2 separate regions of the Homo sapiens genome follow, and region 1 is linked to region 2. A link is a contact called in ENCODE Hi-C data. All regions are on one chromosome and are shown on one strand. The core of a region is the stretch at or near the end of the contact, and the rest is flanking DNA. Distances in the headings are between cores, read along the strand shown.

Evidence for each region. Hi-C counts contacts between places; a loop is a spot of excess contacts on that map. Pooled maps may share reads with other maps.
Region 1: a map of CD8-positive, alpha-beta T cell shows a loop between it and region 2 (10-fold over the local background). The contact joins the promoter of LINC01232 here to the enhancer-like site in region 2. A Hi-C loop is called at or near these places in 2 of 168 maps with a recorded cell type or tissue (CD4-positive, alpha-beta memory T cell and CD8-positive, alpha-beta T cell) and 9 of 50 pooled maps.

The regions. Positions count from the first base shown.
Region 1 is chr13:99,497,650-99,503,210 of GRCh38, forward strand. LINC01232 (long intergenic non-protein coding RNA 1232) reads right to left here and starts at 1,657. Exons shown (of 5, transcript NR_110731.1): 1 at 1,037-1,657. It overlaps LINC00449 (long intergenic non-protein coding RNA 449), which reads right to left and starts at 3,414. Exons shown (of 2, transcript NR_133664.1): 1 at 2,746-3,414; 2 at 2,074-2,291. TM9SF2 (transmembrane 9 superfamily member 2) reads left to right here and starts at 3,823. Exons shown (of 17, transcript NM_004800.3): 1 at 3,823-4,128. The coding sequence starts at 3,958. RefSeq lists enhancers at 911-1,120, 1,131-1,250, 3,529-3,708, 3,615-4,203.
Region 2 is chr13:98,473,141-98,478,552 of GRCh38, forward strand. STK24 (serine/threonine kinase 24) reads right to left here. Exons shown (of 11, transcript NM_001032296.4): 4 at 2,110-2,218; 5 at 1,681-1,838. Among named protein-coding and RNA genes, the nearest start is that of FARP1-AS1, 40 kb to the left of the region's middle. RefSeq lists enhancers at 3,018-4,217, 3,259-3,358, 3,369-3,518, 3,669-3,888, 4,095-4,389 and 1 more. Within about 2 kb of position 3,156, at least 31 of the 41 ENCODE cell types and tissues checked have a DNase peak (open chromatin) inside an H3K27ac peak, as active enhancers do; they include CD8-positive, alpha-beta T cell, where a contact is called at or near this core.

The DNA of each region.
Region 1 (5,561 bases), core at 407-2,906, 1.0 Mb after region 2:
AAACAAAAGAAAAAGAAAAAAAGACACAAATGCTGTTAAAAAAAATTTAAAAGACAAAAACAAAAAACTGTGGGGCCCGGCGTGGTGGCTCACGCGTGTAATCTCGGCACTGGGGGAGACCAAGGCAGGCGGATCACCTGAGTTCAGGAGTTCGAGAACAGCCTAGCCTGGCCAACATGGTGAAACCCCATCTCTACTAAACATACAAAAATTAGCTGGGCGTGGTGGCTGGCACCTGTAATCCCAGTTACTTGGGAGGCTGAGGCACAAGAATCGCTTGAACCTGGAAGGCGGAGGTTGCAGTGAGCTGAGATCCTGCCACTGCACTCCAGCCTAGGCAACAGCGAGACTCTGTTGCATTTAAAAAAAAATTGTGGTAAAATATACATAATAGAAAACTTACCGTCTAACCATTTTTAAGTGTACACTTCTGTGACATTAGCATATTTGCATTGTTGTGCAGTCATCACCATTCATCCCAACTTTTTCACCAACCCATACTGAAACCGTATGCCATTAAACAGTAAATCCCCATCCCTCCTTCTGCAGACTCTCTCTACAACCACTGCTCTACTTTCTGTCTCTATGAATATGACAGCACCATAGTATTGGCGGTAAATCAGAGTTGGCAAATGCAATCTGAAGCAGAGGAGAGGAGAGAGTCATATCCCTCAAGTTTTACAGTCCCATTAAAAGTATTAGTACTTTGAGAAAAGGACCGTCACGATCATGGGGAGAATGAAGGAAAAACTCCATTTCTTTCCAGTTTGCAACTGGAATTGTCACTTTCGTCTTTCGGCACGACAGCGCCCAGGCCACAAAAGCCCACAGGGCAGGGCCTCCATTTTGTGGCCTGCGTGGAGGGCGGGGCGGTCTCTCTCCGCCACGCCCCAGCACCGGGTAGACACCGCAGCCACGTAACCAAGGAACCCCGAATGAGGCGTTGGCCAGGTGAGGCCGGATCCGGAAGTAGGGGGACCACTTCGCCCCGCGTACGAGCCCCGCCCCCGGCCCCTCCCACCAGACCCAGGCCGACCTAGATGACGTGTCCGAGTAGGAGTTGGCGAGGTGCGGCCGGGCGGCCGGCCCTGCGCATGCGTGATACTTGCACCGGTCGAGATGGTAGCATGAGTCTGGAGGTCATTTTCTTTGAGAAAGGCTCCGCTTCTCCGGGTTTTTGCTGATGCCGATCCCGGGGGATTGAGGAAACATTGAGCTCTGGAGTGGAAAAGGTTGCAGACTTTTAGACTCCCAAGTCGTTGTAGTCTCAATCTCTAGTGGCTGCGTTACTGCAGGAAGTCACGGAAGCCTCTCCCCTTTCTTAGGCGCATCCTTGGCTGTAAAAGGAGGTTAAAAGCCCCTGGAAAACCTCAGGTTTATTTCAGCTCTGAAAGTCCGGTTCCAAATTTAGATCCAGCACTCTTGTGGCCTGGCCAGTGATGGTCGTGGAGTGCTTTCCCCGCGCCTGCGGTCTCTAGGCTCTGTGGATGTAGAGGTGTGGGATGTAGGAGCAGGCCCTTACCCGTGGAATTCACATATAAATGGGGGAATGAGACAGCAAACAAACAAACGTGATCCTTCCTGATAGTGGTAAATGTGGGATGCCGAGGTTTAAGCAGACGAGTGGTATTAAGGGATTTCAAGGTTTTATAAAATTGATTTTGCCAAGAGTGGAAGCTGAGAGGCTACTGCAGTAAGAAGTCCAGGGGAACTAAGAATTTGGCTTGGACCAGAGTGGTAGCTGTGGGCATGGAAAGTACTGAAAGGATTTAGCCCATAGTTTAGCAGCCCAACCAACGGGACCTGCTGAAGGACTGGAGGTAGGTAGTGAGGAAATGAGAAATTTAGGTTCTTCTCCAGGGTTGGGGCCTGAAAAGAGATGGGCAGCGATGCCGTTTCCTGGAAAACTGGGAGAGGAAATGTTTGGGATGAGGGCAGTGAGATATAATGAAGGTCAAGTTTTTTTTTTGTTTTTTTTTTTTTTTTTTTGAGACGGAGTCGTGCTCAGTCGCCCAGGCTGGAGTGCAGTGGCGCGATCTCGGCTTACCGCAAGCTCCGCCTCCCGGGTTCACGCCATTCTCCTGCCTCAGCCTCCCAAGTAGCTGGGACTACAGGAGCCCGCCACCACGCTCGGCTAATTTTTTTGTATTTTTAGTAGAGACGGGGTTTCACCGTGTTAGCCAGGATGGTCTCGATCTTCTGACCTCGTGATCCGCCCATCTCGGCCTCCCAAAGTGCTGGGATTACAGGCGTGAGCCACCGCGCCGGCCGAAGGTCAAGTTTCAGTGGTGCTAGGAAAAGAAGATAGTGAGCAAAAATGTTAATTTTTGTTTCCTCCTCTTAATATTTGGAGAAAACGTCTGCTTCCTTTTGTTATATTGGAAATCTCCATGACTTCCAAATACAGAATATTTTACAATTTTTCCCTATCCCAAAGTTCAGCGAATATGTTGATTTATTTGAGGGAGAGGACATGAAAGGGAAGCCACCTAGGCACAATTTTCTGCTCAGGCCCTACCAGATTAGTTTTTGTTATCAAAAAAAAAAAAAAAAGTGCCATTCCTTGGGCCAAGCTATGTGCTCAGCACTTTCCCTCCATTTTTGATTTAATCTTCACAACAACCTTAAGATGAACGTTCTTTTCTACTTCCCAGTTCTCTTGATTAACTTGGCTACCCCACTATATGGATCAATTTGCAGGGTCCTAGGTCCCTTTGAAAATCTGATGAAAGTTATAAACCTTACCTGGGAAAAAAGTACAAACACCCGCAAGAACTTGAAATAGGAGTTCACTGGCCCTCAACTTTCTGAGCTTACTATTTCACAAACCTGCCTATTCTTGAATTCTGAGCTGGAGGTCATGATTCTCTCTTATGTACTTTAAGATGATGCACTCTTCCGAAGTTTTTGATTGAACTCTAGTGGCTAACTGAATTGACTTTTTCAGATCACTAAAAAGCTTCTCCTTGAAAAATACTCAGAAGATGCAACACACACACACACACACGTGTGTGCACTTACACACGCGGACACCGTCTCACATCATCAGTGGGAAAAGTGATAGAATCTTGCTAAAGGCTGATCATACCATATTAATCCGATTCGCCAGAACTACTTTCTTCACTGAGCTCTCAGGTATGCTCGGGTCTTCCTTTAAAGAAAATAAATGTCAACGCTACACTCTATCCTACTCCCATTTTCCTCCTCACCCCATTTCCACTCTCCCTTAAAGAGATGTGTGCACACAATCACTGCCCAATGCAAGAATGCACCACTGCATCCAATGCTTGGAAATTGTCCGTGAAGATGCCTTTGAGTAGCTGTCTATTTGAGGATTTGTGGCTAATTCCTCCCCATTTGTTTCCTTAGCCTGCTCCCAACCAGGTGTCTCCAGAACTTTTTCTCTCCGCCACCAACTCCGCCTCCAGACAGACCGCAGGTGCTTTCTGTCATAGGGACTGGCGTGCCGCGGACAGTGTGACAAAGAAACTGTATGATGGATATGAGAACTTCGTAAGACCCAGCAGCAAACGGGGAGCGGCTGGCGAGCGCTCCACAGCCCCCAAGCGTGGGAGCTCTAGATCGGAATTTGTAATTTGGAATTGGAACGTGAGCGCCGGAACAGCTCTCCCAGCAACCACCTCTCCCAGCAACCACCTCAGCTGGCGCGCGGAAAACCCGGAAAGTGGATTTCGCCCCCGCTCCCTCCCGGAAACTCCTCCTGGTGCCTGCGACCGTTCTCACTGAGCATGTGCAGACGGCGGTGCGCATGCTCTGTTGCGGTCCGCTTCGGTTTCTGTTGCGGGACCCGGGGTGTCTCCTAGCGCAACCGGAACTAGCCTTCTGGGGGCCGGCTTCCTTTATCTCTGGCGGCCTTGTAGTCGTCTCCGAGACTCCCCACCCCTCCTTCCCTCTTGACCCCCTAGGTTTGATTGCCCTTTCCCCGAAACAACTATCATGAGCGCGAGGCTGCCGGTGTTGTCTCCACCTCGGTGGCCGCGGCTGTTGCTGCTGTCGCTGCTCCTGCTGGGGGCGGTTCCTGGCCCGCGCCGGAGCGGCGCTTTCTACCTGCCCGGCCTGGCGCCCGTCAACTTCTGCGACGAAGAAAAAAAGAGCGACGAGTGCAAGGTGGGTGAGGCCTGACGAGCCCTCTGATGCACTGTTGGAAGGGGAAGTCGTCCCTATCCGGGGGAGCTGATCCTCGGGTGGGAGCGAGGGAAGGGGGCGTAGCAGCGGGTGGGGTTGAGTTTCCCCAGAAGCTTTTGGGGTCTGCTGGGCTGTGGGTGGGGGGCTCTGAAACAGCCCTTGCAAGGGTAGTTTCTGGAGGACGCAGTGGGCCTCAGACTCGCCTCCCGTCTTGCGGGCCAAGTGGCACGAGCAGCTGTATTCAGTTTTCCTGGAACAGGGACCGTGTGGAGCGCCCTTGGAGTTGGGCTTCACGCCTCAGAGCTTTGGAGTTGGATGTATGCAGGTCCACGCGTGAGTGTTCGCTCACAGCCCTGTAACATGTACGCTGAGGAAGCGGGTGACCGACTCCCTACATGTGAGCAACACTCAGCCTAGTTAACAGTTTCCATTAGCTTTTAACTTCATTGCTTCCTGTTTAATTGCATTTTCCTGGAACCTTCTAGTTGGTTAGGAGAGCTTGTTCTTTCTAGGACTTTGATATCTCGCTTCACAATTAGAAGTTGGTTCCTTATTTGTGGAGTATAACACCCAGAGCCACACAAAGTGCATTAATAAAGAGTTGCTGTAATGGTTGAGGCACTTGATTTCTGAGTTTTAAGTGTAAAAGATTTTAATACACAAAAAAAGATACGAGGTCTCACTATTTTCTCTGAGATGGTTTTAAACACTTAAAAGGGGCAAATGGTGGGAGAAACTGGTGTTTTCCTAGGGCAAGTCTTGAAAACTTTGATCTCTTACAACATTCACACTCAAGGTTTTCAGTTTAATTGCTAGTAAAAGAGGCGTAAATAAAGTAACCTGCTTTTAGGTTATATGGTGTAGGGCTTTACAGTATACATACACAATTATTTCGTTAAGTTTATTTAAAACTTAACATTTGGGGGATGAGGATCTCTTTGAAACCTTTAATGATTTCAACAATTCAAATAATCGTTCAACAAACGTTTACAATCTATAAATAGGCTTATTTATTAAGTTTGATTTTTTTAAGCTGGTGTTTATTACAGTTAGCTTTACTATAGCTGTGAATTTTGAGGTTATTTTAGGGCATTAGATAAGCTTTAAATTTTTCATAACATTTTGCAGTTTCTTTTTAGGTTGTCAGCTATCTTGAATGACATGTTTATACATCTGTGCAAAACCTTGTATCTGAAAAAATATCTAAGGATATTTAAGGTTTACTCAAGTCTGCAGTTAGTGTTTCAGTACTTAAGTTCATACTCTGCAGTGCAAGAAGCTTTCACTCCTTTTTGAGGATTCTGACTGAAAGACTGTTGTTGTGCTTCCAAGTGGAAGATCTAGACTTGCAAGTACACTGGTTTTTCCATTAAATATTTTAGTAACCAACCTTTAAGGCCTAGTGTTTGGTCTTA
Region 2 (5,412 bases), core at 1,906-4,405:
TTCTTGTCTACTCCAGTATTACTGGAATCCAGAAAAATGTGCCTACACAGAATGGGTTAAATGAAAGAATCAATATGAAATAAATACAATAATGAAAGAGAGAGAAAGAGAGAAGGAAGGGGAGGAAGGAAAGGGGAAAGGAAGGAGGGAGAGAGGGAAATCTAAAATCAGAGTCCTCAGTCACATGGTAGATCAGCTAATTTACTACAAAGAATGAGAAGAGAATAATCGAGGTGGTGTCATCCAATGAGTTAAGAAACATGGGTTCTAGTCTCAGCCTTGCCAAAATCTACACAGATGAACTTTGATAAATGGGGTCAGCTTAAAATAAAGAGAATGGACTAAACATGTAAGTTCCTGGTCGAGTCCCAAAATTACATGACCCCAGGAAAAGGGTCAACAGCCAAAGTGACTGCAGATGAGAAGCAGCCAAGGCAGTGTCCCTCCCACGTGGGGTAGAGACACTCCCAGGCAAGGGCACACACCCAAGACCAGCCAGGTCTGCTGTGTGGGTATGTGGGGGGTGGGGGAACCCATCAGTCACTCACCAGCCAGAGGCTGTCAAGGCCATCATAGTGCTCAGAAAAGTCACAGCCACCGCTACCACTCAACAGTGAGACGGGCTCACTCCTCCCAAGGTGGAACCAGGTACGCCTGCAACTTGAGCTACAACCTGGACGCTTTCTAACAGTCTATAGCTTGCAACGGTGACCTGGGTCTGCAGGGAAAGTCACCTGGTGCTTCCTGTACTATGTTTAACAAGGTGGGAAGTTTACTGGGTACTGGGAAGATTTCTGTTTAAAAGCAGCAGCAAGGTTCGGCCTATATGCATATCTGAGTTAGGTATTTGTTTGCTCAGAAACTTGGAGCCCAGGAAAGCCAATTCTCCGTGGATCATGTGGCCTTTTAACTGTGTACAGGGTCCTAAGAAGAGCAGACTGTGCGAACTGAAGTTAAACCAGAGCCCTAGGAGGCAAAGTCCCGGGATTTTTTGTCCCATCTAACAGAGTTCACAAAAGTGGAGGGCAACAGAGAAAAAGAATATGAGAAAAATTAGGAGAGTGTCCCTAACACAGGACAAGTAAAAAACAGTGGGAAGAAAGGGTTAGGGTTTCATCACATGTTGACAAGGACAGGCTGGGAACGAGAATCCTCAGAACTAAAAATAATAGGAAGACCCTGCAGCAGTCACTCAAAGCACTGTTCTTCCTCCATTCTCACGCTTCCGTGGACTCCCTTTCTCTTGTGGGAGCCCCTTTCTCTACAGGCCCCTTCAAGGTTGCCGATTCCACGCACTTGCACTTCGACCCCCAGCTGTGCCCAGACAGCAGGTGGAGCCCCTCTGCAACCGCACACGCCTCCACCCCTCACCACCATGGCCCTTCAGTTCCTCCCACCCCCCTCCAAACCCGCTCCATCCTGTGTCCCCGCTGCCACCAAACAAACATAGCCTGAGTTAAAAACCTCGATCATGGTGGGCTGGATCAGCACAGGGTATTAAATGATACAGCAGGAGACAGAGGAGAAAACTGTTCATAACCAAGGTTGAAGAATTACCTTTATGACCTACCTCAAGGTACCAGCTTCGTTCCAACTTAGAAAAGCTACCAGGCTAAAGAACAAAAGGCGGGAGCCCTCCAGGCCTCGTGAGGCACGGCGCCGCCCTCACCCTCCCCTCACCTTCGAGTCATAGGCCGACTGTTTGATGACCTCGGGTGCCATCCAGAATGGGGTGCCCACGAAGGTGTTCCTTTTGATCTGGGTGTCTGTCAGCTGGCCAGCCACGCCAAAGTCCGCCAGCTTCACCTCGCCATGCTCAGACAGCAGGACGTTGGCCGCTGCAAAAGAAAGCCAAGGCGGCCCTGGGCGGTGCGGACTTACAACTCCGTGCACTGCCACAAGCGCGTCTTCTCCCTGGCTGGGTGGCGAACCCACCGAGCACAGGCACCGGGGCTACACTTTTTGTCAGACCCCCTCAAAGCCAGCCCAGCCCAGGCAAGGCAAACGTGCAGGACAAATGGGCGCCAGCACCTTCCCTTGAGAAGTCTTCAGGGCAACCCCACCACCACCTTCAGTATTTCAAAGGAATGAAAACGGATGTCCTCTTACCTTTAATGTCTCTGTGGATTTTCTTCTCCGAATGGAGATAATCGAGTCCTTTCAGTATTTCTCTTAATATAGTAGCGATCTGGGTTTCATCTAATGGGCCAGGTTCTAACTAAGAAGAGAAAAAAATTCTTAAAGTTACTTAAATGATTATCTTATGAAAAGTTTGAGATAAAACAGAAACACTATCCATGTTAATGGACAAGGGTAATTAAAACCTGAAATCTTCTTCACTTAAAACACATGATTTTGCCCTAACAATTACAGTCCACTGAGGGACCCTTAAAAAAACAAAGGGCCCGAGAAAATGGCTTTGCTCAATGAAGCCAAGCCAGCAGAGAAGCAAAGAGGAGCCAATGAGGAAGCCCGCAGCCCCGCCTGCGCCTGCAGCTGACCACAGGGCGACCCCCTGGCCATGGCAGGGGCGGGGCGCAGGCTGAGCCAATGAGGAAGCCCACGACCCGGCCTGCGCCTGCAGCTGACCTCAGGGTGCCCCTCTGGCCATGGCAGGGGCGGGGTACAGGCTGGGGATTTCACTCCAGGAAACGAACAGCCAAGAGACAGAGCAGCCAGGATCTGTCCTAACATATGTGGTTCCCTTACCAGAAGGCTCACCCCTGGTACCCAAAAACACCCAGGAAAGAAGGCCTAGGAGCCAGGCGCCTCTGAGGATATCCTTGTATTAGAATTTTTTAAATCTGCAGTTAAAGCTCCCCAACTTGGGGGAATGCAGCTGAAAGAGCTTAAATCCTAATAGTTTGGGATTTGTTATATAATAGATATTATATAATAATAATAACTATTATATTATCCCTAAGATAATAATTACCTCTGAAAGCTTTTATTCTCAGAAACTCAAAATAATTGTTCCTATTGACTCCTTTATATCCACAACTATATCAGATGAAAGGAAGAAATGTCAGGTATCCACATCTCCATTTAAAAGGAAAGGAAAACCAGGCTAACAAAGGCTCACTTCAAACCAGACGGGAAGCCCCCCCCCGCCCCCTGCAGAGTGGGGCAGTCAGTCACAAACAGTAATTCCACAGATGACAGCAGCAAAGCCACCAGTGCTCCCCGGAACCACAGAAACGGAGCCAGACAGAGGGCAGATGTCTAATCGATGCAGGTAGGGTTCCCCCAAATCATGGTCCCCCATTCTTGGTTTTCAGACTTGACAGTGAATGTCTTCACAGCCCACACCCACACATTTTAGCCAACAGGAAGATACAATCTGGGGCCTTTCACTTAGTTTTAAAAAGATAAGAAATGTGCTTTAAGCCAAAGGGGATGAAAACTAGGGCGCTCCTCCACAGGAAGCATCCGACTCAGGCGTGCACATCTCTGGGACAGAGCCCGACAGTCCTTGCGTGCCTCAGCTCCTTCACATCCTGTTCCACATCCGGAAGTACTTGTGGGGTGCAGTGTGGGGGCAACCGAGACAGCCCTTGTCACCGAAACCACAGCCTGACTCATACCTGGCCCTGCTTTCCGGCCCATGGGTGAGCTGTGCTGCCTTGGCTCGCAGGCCTGCCCTGGTCTACACAGCAATCCCAGGGTCAGGGCCACTCTCAGAGGTGGCCTCTCCTCACACACTGGCCTCGCTGGGACTCTGGCCTGCCTGGCAGCAGACACACCTGGAATCCAGCCACCCCTGGCCTTCTCCACCCAGGACCCAGGTGCAGAGAATGCACTTGTCGCTTTTAGTTTGACCGCACACATATGCTCAGAGAAGGTCAAAATGCCCATCTCCATCGCCTGCCAGAAATTGTCCCAAATTCCAATTAAGATATTGTCCAAAAGTTACCTCAGACTAAGGCATTACGCCACAGACTCTGTTCCCCAGAAAGTAGTTTTTTCCCAGTTACCTGAACAAAAGTCTTATTTATAAGAAATGCATATCAAAACTACTATTCTAAAGAACACAATCAGGAAAACTATGCCTTAAGTCAGCTTTCTCCACATCTATTTTTCAGTGTTCATAGAATGTAGAAATTTTAATTTTCAAAATGAGGAACACAGACTTTTCTCATCACCTGGGTGGACAGTGGGGAGGAGGATAGAGATGCCGGAGTGTTTGCTTTTGTTCATAATGCTGGAGTGCAGGAGAATCCAGTCGACCAAAGATCAAAGTCATGTTAGAGGCCAGGCGCGGTGGCTCATGCCTGTAATCCCAGCACTTTGGGAGGCCGAGGCGGGTGGATCACCTTGAGGTCGGGAGTTCGAGACCAGCCTGGCCAACATGGTGAAACCCCATCTCTACTAAAAACACAGAAAAATTAGCCGGGCATGATGGCACATGCTTGTAATCCCAGCTACTTGGGAGGCTGAGGCAGGAGAATCGCTTGAACCCAGGAGGCAGAGGTTGCAATGAGCCAAGATCGCACCATTGCACTCCAGCCTGGGTGACAGAGCAAGATTCCGTCTCAAAAAAAAAAAAAAAAAGTCACATTAGAGTCGGGTCCCATCTCCCATCTCCTCCTTCACCAAGTCTGTGCCCAAGCCGACGATCAATACCTGTGGTTAGATCTGGACTTAACCACCTCCCTTCCATTACCAAGTCTCCCAAAAGCAACGGCAGAGCGGCCTGCTGTCATTCCCAAAGGGCGCTAAGAGGAAGAGGTGAGGAACACTCATGGAAAATCCTCCCCTGGATAATTAAGGGCTGGCTCTGTGATGACTGTCTGCATGGTTCTGCCCTTTTAAATCTGCCCTGAACACCATCCATCATTGACTTATATGCCCATGGGGAACGAGGAGGAAGGGGAGAAAAAGAGATAAAACTCTCCTTACTTGGGGGGAAATCCTTTCTGCGTCAAAATTCACTATAAAGGGTATTCGGCTGCTGTCTACCCCCCAGAGTGCCTCATGAGCAGCTCGGACCAGGCCAAGCTCTCCAAGTCAGCAGCTGGTGTTCGCCATTGCGACCATGCTCTCCATCATTCAGGCACTTGCAGACTCTTCAAATAGGACCCAGGAAAAAAACCTAGACCACATCCCACCTCTGTGTGACTTCTAACTCCCCCTCCCCGAGCCTGTCCTCCCCTGCTTCGAAGCTCTGTAACAGGGACTATTGGCCGGGGCACTCAGCCACAACAAGAAACCACATTTCCCAGACTCTGAGCAGCAGCCTGTGGTCAGGTGACTAAGACCTCGCCAGTGGGTCAGACAGGAGCAAATGTGCCCCATGCCCCTGCTTGGTCTTGGCCCTGAAGCACTGGCAGTGGGAGAGGACAATGGCTGAAGACCAAGGGAAGCCTGGGGCTCCAGATGCTGAAGCCACCCACCAGCACAGACCGTGACGGT